Linked DNA regions of Mus musculus: region 2 is linked to region 1. A link is a loop called in an ENCODE intact Hi-C map of the cell type or tissue named here. Cell type or tissue: gastrocnemius. All regions are shown on one strand. Links, peaks and the distances in the headings refer to the core of each region. The heading gives the core; the rest is flanking DNA. Region 1 holds the start of Ccdc138 (coiled-coil domain containing 138). Region 2 overlaps Gcc2 (GRIP and coiled-coil domain containing 2).

Region 1 (5,384 bases), core at 270-5,269:
GGCACCATCCACAAGGGGACCTCCCCACTTGATCACTAATTGAGAAAATGCCTTACAGCTGGATCTTGTGGAGGCATTTCCCCAACTGAAGCTCCTTTCTCTGTGGTAACTCCAGCCTGTGTCAAGTTGACACAAAACTAGCCAGTACACCCAGCCAGTCCTCAGACCCATTCAGTCCTCAGACCCAGCTCAGACCCAGCCAGTCCCAGCCAGTCTTCAGACCCAGCTCAGTCCCAGCCAGTCTTCAGACCCAGCCAGTTTCCATTCAGTCCTCAGACTCAGCTCAGACCCAGCTCAGTCCCAGCCAGTCTTCAGACCCAGCCAGTTTCCATTCAGTCCTCAGACTCAGCTCAGGTCCCAGCCAGTTCTCAGTCCCAACTCCCATATCTTGATGAAGTTAAAGACACTATTCATGCTGCAACTACCAAAGTTTAATGATTATTATGTTTAACTAATAAATATTAGCTCTGAAGTATTAACAAGTTAATGAATTAATTTTTAATACTTATTACCATAAAATGTTTCAGCTTATCAAAAAACATTACAAGCCAACTTGATAAATTTTCCCTTTATTTTTCATTCTGGTATATTCTTTTTTTGTTTTGTTTTGTTTTGTTTTTTCAAGACAGGGTTTCTCTGTGTAGCACTGGCTGTCCTGGAACTTGCTCTGTAGACCAGGCTGGCCACAAACTCTGAAATCCGCCTGCCTCTGTCTCCCAAGTGCTGGGATTAAAGATGTGCGCCACCACTGCCCGGCTGGTACATTCTTTCTTGCCTAAATAAAACTTACTAGTATTTTCCGTGCAGTATATTCTGTACAATTTTTTTTAACATTTTTCAAAAGCAAACATACCAGCTGGGGACATGGTTTAGTGACTGAGCACTTGCTAAGCACTGATCAACTTCCTCAGAACTGATTAATAGTCTAGATTCGACTCCCAGTACCACAAAAGAAAAGTAAAAGGCACGCATATTATAAATTACATCTCACACACACACCAAAATCCCTCGATAAATTTAGTTTTAGAAGACATCTCACACATTCAACTCTAAATTCACAATTAGGTGATTATCAGACTGAATATTTTTTTTAATGAAAAATGAGTAACAATAAGCCTAGGTCTAAACATTTCTATAAATCTCTCTCAAGTTAAATTTGTTAAAATACTCAAATATACAAAATTTTCTTTTGGCTTACCTGGGGAGGTCACAATTCTTCTTTTATATTTAGTCTGGTCAAAATCTGAAAGTTCATGCTAGGTGAGGAGAAAGATACACTTAAGTTAAACACTAAGACCTATTCTCTTAAAATACTTTTCCATAATTACAAAGGTTAGCATGGACAAACCTAGGGGCACCACTCAACCCAAGATCAGCATCACTAATTAGACAAACAGCATGTACCTGTTGATTCATCAGAGCAGCCCACACACCAGTCATGTCGTTTTCCTGCCAAGAATACAAAACCAGAATCAAATCAGAAGCTATCCGTTAGACAAACTCAAACTGAGAGACATTCTAATACACACGTCTTCCACCTTGTGCAAGCACTAATGTTACAAGAAACTAGGTGTGGACATCTGTTGTAGATTAAAGGCAACCACACACAATCAAATGTAATGTTCGGACCCCAGGTAGTATCTGCACCAGGGTATGCTTTATCATTGTGGTAATCTGTGTACAAACTATACACTATCCTGTTTATTATCACAATACTAAATTTCTTGGAAAATATCAATAAGGCTTTAAAAGAGAATGTGCTTCACAGGAAAAGCAAGCTAGAGGAGTATGTGTTGGAGTCTCAATTAAGGTTATGTGAGGATAGAATGAATTTGTGTCATGGTCACCGGAACATTGGGAAATATTGCTATTTCTCAAGAAGGGGTTTTGGAAAGCCAGCAAATGTGGGAAGGAACAGAGGAATGCCTGCGACCTTGCTCACCTTCTGGAGAAGTCAGGGTAAATGATGTTCCCATACCTCAGATGATTTTTTTGAAGACAACATTGTTATGCTTTATATAACCTTGACCATGCTGGGCTGTCAAGCAGGCTTCTCAGCTGAACTGTAAACACCTAACTCTGTTATCAGAGGGTGAGGATTTAAAAAAAAAAACCGAATCTGGTCGTGCAAACTGAGGTATGTAATTGGTCTCCCGCTTCTGTTCTTCCAGGATTCATCGAAGATGTGATCTGGCCGACCTCTCACAAGATATTAGCAAAGACCTCAGTGGGGGCCCCGCCTCAAAAATGGCAAGACTCTCCTGGTGAATGGCGCTCTCAAGGGAGGACTACAAGAATGCACATCGCCACAACTTTTCTGTAAGTTTGCAATTACTTCGGAGTAAGATGCTTTCCAGAAGGAACTACAGTGTCTTCCGTGCCTGCTGCACTTTGGTCACCGCCAGCATTGGTTACCAGGACCAAAGCCACGCCCCGTCCGTCGAGGCGGTTTCCCCGAGGGCGGGAACTCTCTAGTGAGCCTCCCCGAGGAAGGCAGGGCTAGCGACCTCCCGCGGCCGCCCAGCAGAGCCCACCGCGGCTTCCACCCATCTCACCTCCACGGGGCACCTTCCCGCCAGGCCGTAGCGGCTTTTGAGACGCTCCACTACCATATCCTGTCCCGGTGGCTTGACCACCCTGCGCTCCATGGTGAGTCTCTGACTGCGGTCGCCCGGGAAACCGGGTTCACAGTCACGTCAGGGCGGGCAGTACGTCACGACGCCTGGCTCCGCCCCCCGAGGACGCCGGAAGCCGGTAGGAGGATACACTACAACCCAGTTCTCGGTTGCCCCTTAGAGTTTCTCAGTTCCAAGTCTTTTACCCGCCATAAATGTGAAGCATGAAAAAGGTGAGTTCTGCCGGGCAGTGGTAGCCCACGCCTTTAATCCCAGCACTTGGGAGGCAGAGGCAGGCGGATTTCTGAGTTCGAGGCCAGCCTGGTCTACAGAGTGAGTTCCAGGACAGCCAGGGCTACACAGAAAAACCCTGTCTCGAAAAACCAAAAGGAAAAAAAAAGGAGGGAGAGGGAGAGGGGGAGGGGGAGAAGAGAAGAAAGATTCCCTTGAGAGCGCTGGCTCGGCCAGCAGGAAGGCGAATAACTTCTCCACAGCAGAGAGCCAGAATGCTCCCCAAGGCTGGAGACCACAGGGACTACAGGGTAAATTTTACTGTGCACTACATAAAATTAGACTAAACAGGGTCTCTTCATCAAAAGTGATTTACAATCACAGAAAAATCAGGACATGTCTGAGCGCTAAGCGCATTAACTGCTGATTATACTCCTTTGCCAGTTTCCATAGGTGGTACAAAAATAATCGAATATAGGCAGGGAAGGTGGAGGCTGGAGGCCAGCCTGGGCTACAGGGTCATAAGCAGTTGGGGCAATTAACTGCCTCAACTACCGGGTGATCTGCCTCATAAAATGAAAAAATGTTCGTTTAAAACACAGAAACCTCTTTCCCAGCTATGCAACAGCACATAGTACTTGGTGTGTTCAACTTATCACACAAGCTCCTACCTGTTCAGTTTTTCTTTGAGATACACTAACACTGAGAAATAGTAGACATGTGTTGTAGCAGCCCCTAAATTCTCTGGATAACTTTTTAACTTACAGAAGTTGATACTTTAGCAATAGACAAAAAACTCACTATAAAAACATTGCCTAAAGAATACTTTTTTGCCAGCTGGAGAGATGGCTCAGTGGTTAAGAGCACTGACTGCTCTTCCAGAGGTCCCCAGTTCAATTCCCAGTAACCACATAGTGGCTCACAACCATCTGTAATGGGATCTGATGCCCTCTTTCTGGTTTATATGAAGACAGCTACAGTGTACTCCTATATGTAAAGTAATCTTTTTTTAAAATACTTTTTGCTAAAAACTACCACCTAGGGGCTGGTGAGATGGCTCAGCAAGGTTAAGACTGCTCTTCCTAAGGTCCTGACTTCAAATCCCAGCAACCACATGGTGGCTCACAACCATCTGTAACGAAATCTGATGCCCTCTTCTGGAGTGTCTGAAGACAGCTACAGTGTATTTACATATAATAAATATTTAAAACAAACAAACAAAAAAAAACCTACCACCTAAACTGTGTAATTGTTTTATTTTGGTTTTCAGGGTAGATTTTTTTTTTGGATTTTTTGTTTTTTTTATTTTTTTTTTTTTCCCCGAGACAGGGTTTCTCTGTGTAGCCCTGGCAGTCCTGGAACTCACTTTGTAGACTCAGAAATCCGCCTGCCTCTGCCTCCTGAGTGCTGGGATTAAAGGCGTGTGCCACCACCGCCCGGCTTGGGGGTAGATTTTAATGAGCTTAAAACCTATCAATGTGAGTTTATACCATCATCAGTGAATAAACAACAGATCACATTGTTCTTATATATCAAGCATCATATAAAATGCCACAAGCTTATTTTTAAACTTCTTTGTTAGAGCTGGATAGCTCAGCCATTAAGAACATTAGACAAGAAAACAGAAATGACTCGATACTTACATTTGGATAATAGAAAATTGTATGGTCTAACTAGATTCTTTTTAGTTCTTCCTGGGGGAGTCGAGTTCCATTCCCAGCACCCAAATGGTGGCTCACAACCTTTGGTAACTCATCAAGTTGTAAACACCTCTACTATAAATAAATAGCAATAGTTAGTTTAACCTGCCATTTTGTCACGTTTTTGAAAGGTCTTTGGGCTGGAGATGGCTCAGAGGTTAAGGGCATTGACTGCTCTTCTGGAGGTCCTAAGTTCAATTCCCAGCAACCACATGGTGGCTCATAACCATCTATAATGCGATCTGGTGCCCTCTTCTGGCCTGCAGACATACATTCAGGCAGAATGCTGTATATATAATAAATCTTTAAAAAAATGTCTTTAATAGCCTTAATGTTTTGAAATAATGTCTCTTAAAAGTATTTGCAACCATGCCACATGCCTGTAACCACAGTGGAGATCAAGAATTCAAGTCCAACCTTAGCAAGGCAATCTTGGGGTACAGAAAAATTAAAAATTTTTAAAAATTCCATTTACTTAAAAATATGGCATTAGCTTCTCAGCTGAAATTTATATGAATTTATATTACACAGGTTTCCAAAAAAGCCACTAAATGGACATGGTTCTTTTTACAAGGCCAAATTGAAGTAGGTTTATTTCATGTACCTGGTTACAAGATTAAGTATTTTTATAGTGGTGCTTGCTATTGTATAAATTCATTAAGTAAGCCATAACCTGCCTTACCTAATCTAATGGTTGGACACAACAGAAATGACTGGATACTTACATTTGGATAATAGAAGATTGTATGGTCTAACTAGATTCTTTTTAGTTCTTTATTGAGTAAGCCCATAAGAACATCCCCTTCTGTTTGCCTAACTTAACACAAACCATATCCAA
Region 2 (5,384 bases), core at 101-5,100, 200 kb after region 1:
GATGTTTATTAGATACTATCTTTCTCTAGGGGATCTGAGAAACGTTCCCAAGTCATTTGAAAGCATTTTTTTTTTCACACAGGAAAGTTTACTTTATAAAAAGTGACAACAAACAACAGCTGTCCTCTCCCAGACACAGAGTCTCCTGTATCTTAGACTGGCCAGCTGAGGGTGACCTTGAACCTCTTCTCCCTCCAAATCAAAGCTGTGATTAGAGGTATGTACCACATATTTAGGCATCAATGGGGATGGAACCCAGTGTTTGCATGCTTAGCAAACACTCTACAGAACTATGTCTCCAGTCCCTTGTTTTAACACTCTGAGCCAAAACAGGGAAAGGCCTTCACATGGAAGGACAGGACAGCAACTAAACACCTGTCCAGTGCTTTCCTTCGCTTTTCTGGGTCTGTCTGTCTCTCTCTCTCTCTTTCTCTCTCTCTCCTTCCTTCCTTCTTTCTAAAGATTTATTTATTTATTTATTTATTTATTTATTTATTTATTTATTTTATATCAGTACACTGTAGCTGTCTTCAGACACTCCAGAAGTGGGAGTCAGATCTCATTATAGATGGCTGTGAGCCACCATGTGGTTGCTGGGATTTGAACTCAGGACCTTCGGAAGAGCAGTCAGTGCTCTTAACTGCTGAGCCATCTCTCCAGTCCCCTATCACCAGTTTTATCTATTTCTTGATGCTCTATATGATTCCTTTTTACTTGTGTTTGGCTCATTTGTTCTGTCAACTGTATCTGTGTCAGTCATTAATCCATCATAGCTTTAACTTTGTGGGTTCTCATTTCCTATGTCAGTGAGAGAAACAACAAATAATTTGAAGACACTCAGGAAAACTCTTTAAAATAAACTTTAAGAGTTACACTTAAGTGCTGGTGAGATAGTTCAGTGGGTAAAAGAGCTTGCCTTACAAGCCCAATGACCTGAGTTCAACTCCTGGAACATAGCACAGAGGGCGAGAACTAGCTTCCAAAAGCTGTCCTTGGGCTTTCTGTGCACTGTGTATATATCTGCATATGCACGCACCTCCATGCAAGCCACAGGCTCCTGTGTTTGAGCCCGTGGTCTCCAGTTGGCAGCTCTGTTTAGGGAGGTTATAGAACCTTTAAGAGGTCTTGCTGGAGGAAGAATATTGCTGGTGGGGCTTTGACGTTTTATAGCCCGGCCCCAGTTCTTGCTCTGTCCCTCTGTTTCCAACTGCTAGGCTCGTCTCCTGCTCCTGCTCCTGCCTTCCCTGCTATGACGGACTGTTCCTCTCTGGAGCAATAAGTGAAAAGAGACCTTTTCTTTTTCCTTAAGTTACTTTTGGTTATGGTATTTATCATAGCAACTGAAAAAAAAGAAACTAAAACATAAACTTTTAAGAACTGGTGGTTTCCTGTTCATTCACAGCATTTAGAAACACATGCTTTAGAGTTCTAGGATCTGAGAACTTGCGTGTACATTCTTGTGAAACTATTTCAACTCTAAAATCTCTGAGATTAGTGTCTTTTAAGTTTGTTGATCAATGTAGAGGACACAAGCTCACAGATCTGCCCTAGAGAAGGCAGGAATATTAAGCATTTAGCTTGTCTCCTCTGTGGAAGGATGAACATAAATGTTTTCCACCCAGAAGGCTGGGAGTTGATGTTGTTAATGACCTGGTGACCTTTATTTTGAGCTTTGTTTCTCAGTCAATAGAAGCAATCTTTAGGGGAGATGTCACATGTATTTTGCAGCCTGATGACCTCTACTCTATCTCCTAGCCCCTTAAGCTATAGAATCCATCTTCATGGTAGAGGTCATATGTACTTTGCAAAAGAGTTTTGCTATAGTCACACCATAAGCTTTATTGTGCATTTGGGATTGAGACAATTTTTACCAGGAATTTTTTTCCCAAAACTGTAATGTACTGAAATACATCTCCAACTGCCTGGTGTCAGACACAGTGTGAAGCAACAGCAGCCGAATCACACTGAACTGAGATTCCTTCTTGCCTCTTGCAGTTCTTTTCTCTGCCAGCAGTGGAGCTTGCAGGGGCCCCTTGTACAAATCAAGGAATTCTAAACTTACAAATGGGAGATACTGAGTGATTGTAGTATTTTATATTAAGCATACTGGATAAATGATTGAGAATGTATTTTTACTAAAAGCTGCATTTGAGTGGATGAAAACACATTTCATTCCTGAAGTGTTGATAAATTTTATAATGAAGCACAGTGGTGCAGGCCTTTAATCCCAGCACCTGCGGGGGCAGAGGCAGGCAGGTCTCTAAGTCTGAGGCCAGTCTGGTCTAAAGAGTGAATTCCAGGATAGTCAGGGCTACAGAGAAACTCTGTGTCAAACAAAACACAACAAAACAAAACACAAAAACAAACCCCAAAAATATTATAATGAAAATGTAGGTTTAATTTGAGAGAATAAACTAGAACAGTACATAAAAGCTTAGTAGATAAAGGTGCCTGCTGCCAACCCTATGGTCTGAGTTAGATAGCAGGAATCCACATAATGGGAAGACAGGACCCAGGTTCCGAAACTATGCTTGAACTTCCACATGTGTGTCATGGCAAGCATGCACAGAACATATACCACAGATACACACAACAACAGATAAATAATACATAAATACGTGATATATTCTCATACTGAAACTTTTTGTTGTCTGAGATAGAGTCTGGTTATATAGCCCTTGTGGTTTGATATCCACTCTGTAGTCTGGGGTAAACACTCAAACTCTTGGTATCCTCTTGCCTCAGCCTTTGAATGGTGGGGTTACAGGTATATACTACTATGCTTGGCTTCATTTGGTTACTGTTAACAGTGGCTATGGCAATCTGTACTTTAGTTGGCAGAAATAAGAATACTGTAAGTACTAAGAACATTCTTCATTAGGACAACAGGTTACATGAAAACAGATTCAAAGGAACTACCAGAACTCATCATGAAGTAAATAACCCTGCCAAACATTAAGCCTGAATCTCACTAGTCCTCTTGATGAAGAACTCATGAGGTACATACAGCCCTAGACCACAAGCATCAGGCTGCTAAAAATGTAAAATCTTGGGTGAGGTCCAGCAGGTAAGTTTGACCAAGAATACCAAGTGCCTTAAAATCAAGGGCCATTCTGAACGTATTAGCTTATTTAGGATGTATAGGGGATGGAGGACCATGCTAGAGGGCATCAAAATGAGAACATCAGCCACTAGTTGGTATCTATACGTTTTAGGCCTAGTGCTGCAATGCTATAGTAAGTATACAACACACTCGTGAGGTGTTCTTGGTGCTCACTTTGCCCAGATCCACCTGGATATAATCAGAAAATTGCATATACACAGTATTTAAATAAGTGTAATGCTCCTATAAATACCAAATTCAAATGCTGGACTGCTATGGACAAATGATCAGTTTCTTCAATTCATAAATGGTATATTAAGTTAAAACATGACTTATTTTAACTCTGAGGGGATCAAAACAAACAAACGAACAAACAAATCCAAACAACTAGACCCTCACGACCCATCACTCAACTAAACCTGAAAAAATGCAACAGAACAAAGCTTGAAGGAGACCATCAACCAACGGCAGAGTAGACACTGATTTGCGATAACACCGTGGTCATGGCGTGGGAGGAGATTACAAGCCTCTAGTTCTACTTCTGTTAGAAAAACTGGCATATTCAATTCAGGTCTATCAACCACAGCATTTCAAAGGAGCCTACAGAGACACTGTTAACCTCACTGATGTGAACATTACAGTCACCATGGGATGGCACCTCAAGACTAGCCACAGACAAGAATTGGGTCACGTGACTGTTGTTCCTCTACTGTCAAGGAGTAGGAGTAGAGTCAGGGGAAGTGAGGGAGGAGGAAAACATGTGAACACACACTAAGAACAAAACATATCCAACTCAACCCCAGAATACAGATGTACTTTTCAGAGACAGGTCAGACTGTACTTTGGTGTGTATTGAACTCATTGATGTACTGCAACAGACTCAAGTGTTAAAGAGCCAGCTTTTCAACCCCAGTTATGTGTGTTACAAAAGTAATCCAAGTGAATAAAATTTAACAGAAAAAGGTTACAGGCACACATCAATTCTTATGCACGAGCCATGGTTAGTGCCCAGGATCGCACACCAGTGACTGCGTCCCATCACATACCTTGAGCAACTGTGGCAAGCTTTCCCTTTTCCTCAGGGCTGAGCTGCAGCATGGTGTCTATCACAGGCAGAAGCCTCTCTCTTTCACTACCCGGCTTCAGGAAAATGAACCGCAGCAAGACATTCTTCAAGTACTCCAGGTTAGCCACAGACTTCTCACGCTCTTGGTTTCTTTCCAGTCTTCTTATTTCACTCTTGAGAAGCTGGCGTTTAGAGGTTAGTTACCAGAGAGTGTGGGGATGCAAAATGAACACAAATATTCCCATCTTCTCCCCGAGCAATCCCTGCCCCATGAAAACAAAACTGGAGCGAAGACAAGCGTGAGAGCTACTAACTAACTCAGGGAGAGAGTAAACAGAGAAGCAGGTGACAGGTTTCTAAACACTGCCAGGGAGAAGCAGCGCAGAAGCACACAGTGTGAAGACAGAAATAGAGAGACATTCCTGCCCAAGCTCATACATCACAGAGAAGCTGGACACTGGCGAGGGACAGAAGCACTAAACCAACAACCAGAGCCACGAGCTGGGGCAAGTGCACTTCCTCCTTCCACTCTGGGGACATGTGCTTTGGGAGCACTCGGAGTCTGGGAGCAGGGGGGAAATCTGCAGCCTGCACTGACCCCTTCCCTCACCCCACTTGCAGAGGCAGGCTATCAGGATGTCCAGAGCAAATAGAACTTTATCAAAACAAGCTCAGATCAGGAACACTAAGAAGTACTAGACATTACAAAACAGTACCAGAAAAAATGGAGAGAGATAATTTGAAAAGTAGTAGGAAGTTAAAAAAACAAAAAACAAAGACAGGGCTGGAGAAGATGGCTCAGCGGTTAAGAGCACTGACTGCTCTTCCAGAGGTCCTGAGTTCAGTTCCCAGCAACCACATGGTGGCTCACAACCATCTGTAATGGGGATCTAATGCCCTCTTCTGGTGTGCCTGAAGTCAGCGACAGTGTACTCACCTACATGAAACAAACAAACAAACAAACCTTAAAAAACAAACAAAAACAAAAACAACTCCCCCTCAAAACCCAACCAAAATCCAATAACCCTGTTAATTTTTAAATTTGTGTATGTTGGGAGTAGAACGGGGTATGTTTCCGAGTGCAGGTACTCACTTAGGCCAGAGGCATGCGATCCTGGAATCAGAGCTACTGAAACTGCAAGACCAGTCCTTATGTTAACTACTGGGCTATCTTTCCAGTCCCTTTCCTGCCCATCTTTGAGGATAATTTGAACG

The links. A loop is a pair of places that touch in the nucleus more often than their neighbours do. Peaks named below come from ENCODE experiments on the same cell type or tissue, not always from the same donor. Only the 100,000 strongest peaks of a DNase experiment are listed, where the experiment ranks them.
Region 2: a loop joins it to region 1, with 2.3 times the contacts of the local background. A loop is called at or near these places in 2 of 42 quality-filtered maps.

Annotation. Positions count from the first base shown.
Region 1 is chr10:58,495,234-58,500,617 of GRCm38, reverse strand. It overlaps Ccdc138 (coiled-coil domain containing 138), which reads right to left and starts at 2,681. Exons shown (of 16, transcript NM_001162956.1): 1 at 2,556-2,681; 2 at 1,405-1,449; 3 at 1,199-1,256. The coding sequence starts at 2,648. In gastrocnemius, for the core only: CTCF peaks have their summits at 2,523 and 4,829 (motif pointing left); DNase peaks (open chromatin) are centred at 2,479, 2,691 and 3,052; H3K4me3 peaks cover 1,574 bases; H3K27ac peaks cover 1,683 bases.
Region 2 is chr10:58,297,631-58,303,014 of GRCm38, reverse strand. Gcc2 (GRIP and coiled-coil domain containing 2) reads right to left here. Exons shown (of 23, transcript NM_027375.2): 22 at 4,150-4,351. Among named protein-coding and RNA genes, the nearest start is that of Gm40668, 12 kb to the left of the region's middle. In gastrocnemius, for the core only: a CTCF peak has its summit at 2,018; no DNase peak of the experiment used is centred there; H3K27ac peaks cover 822 bases.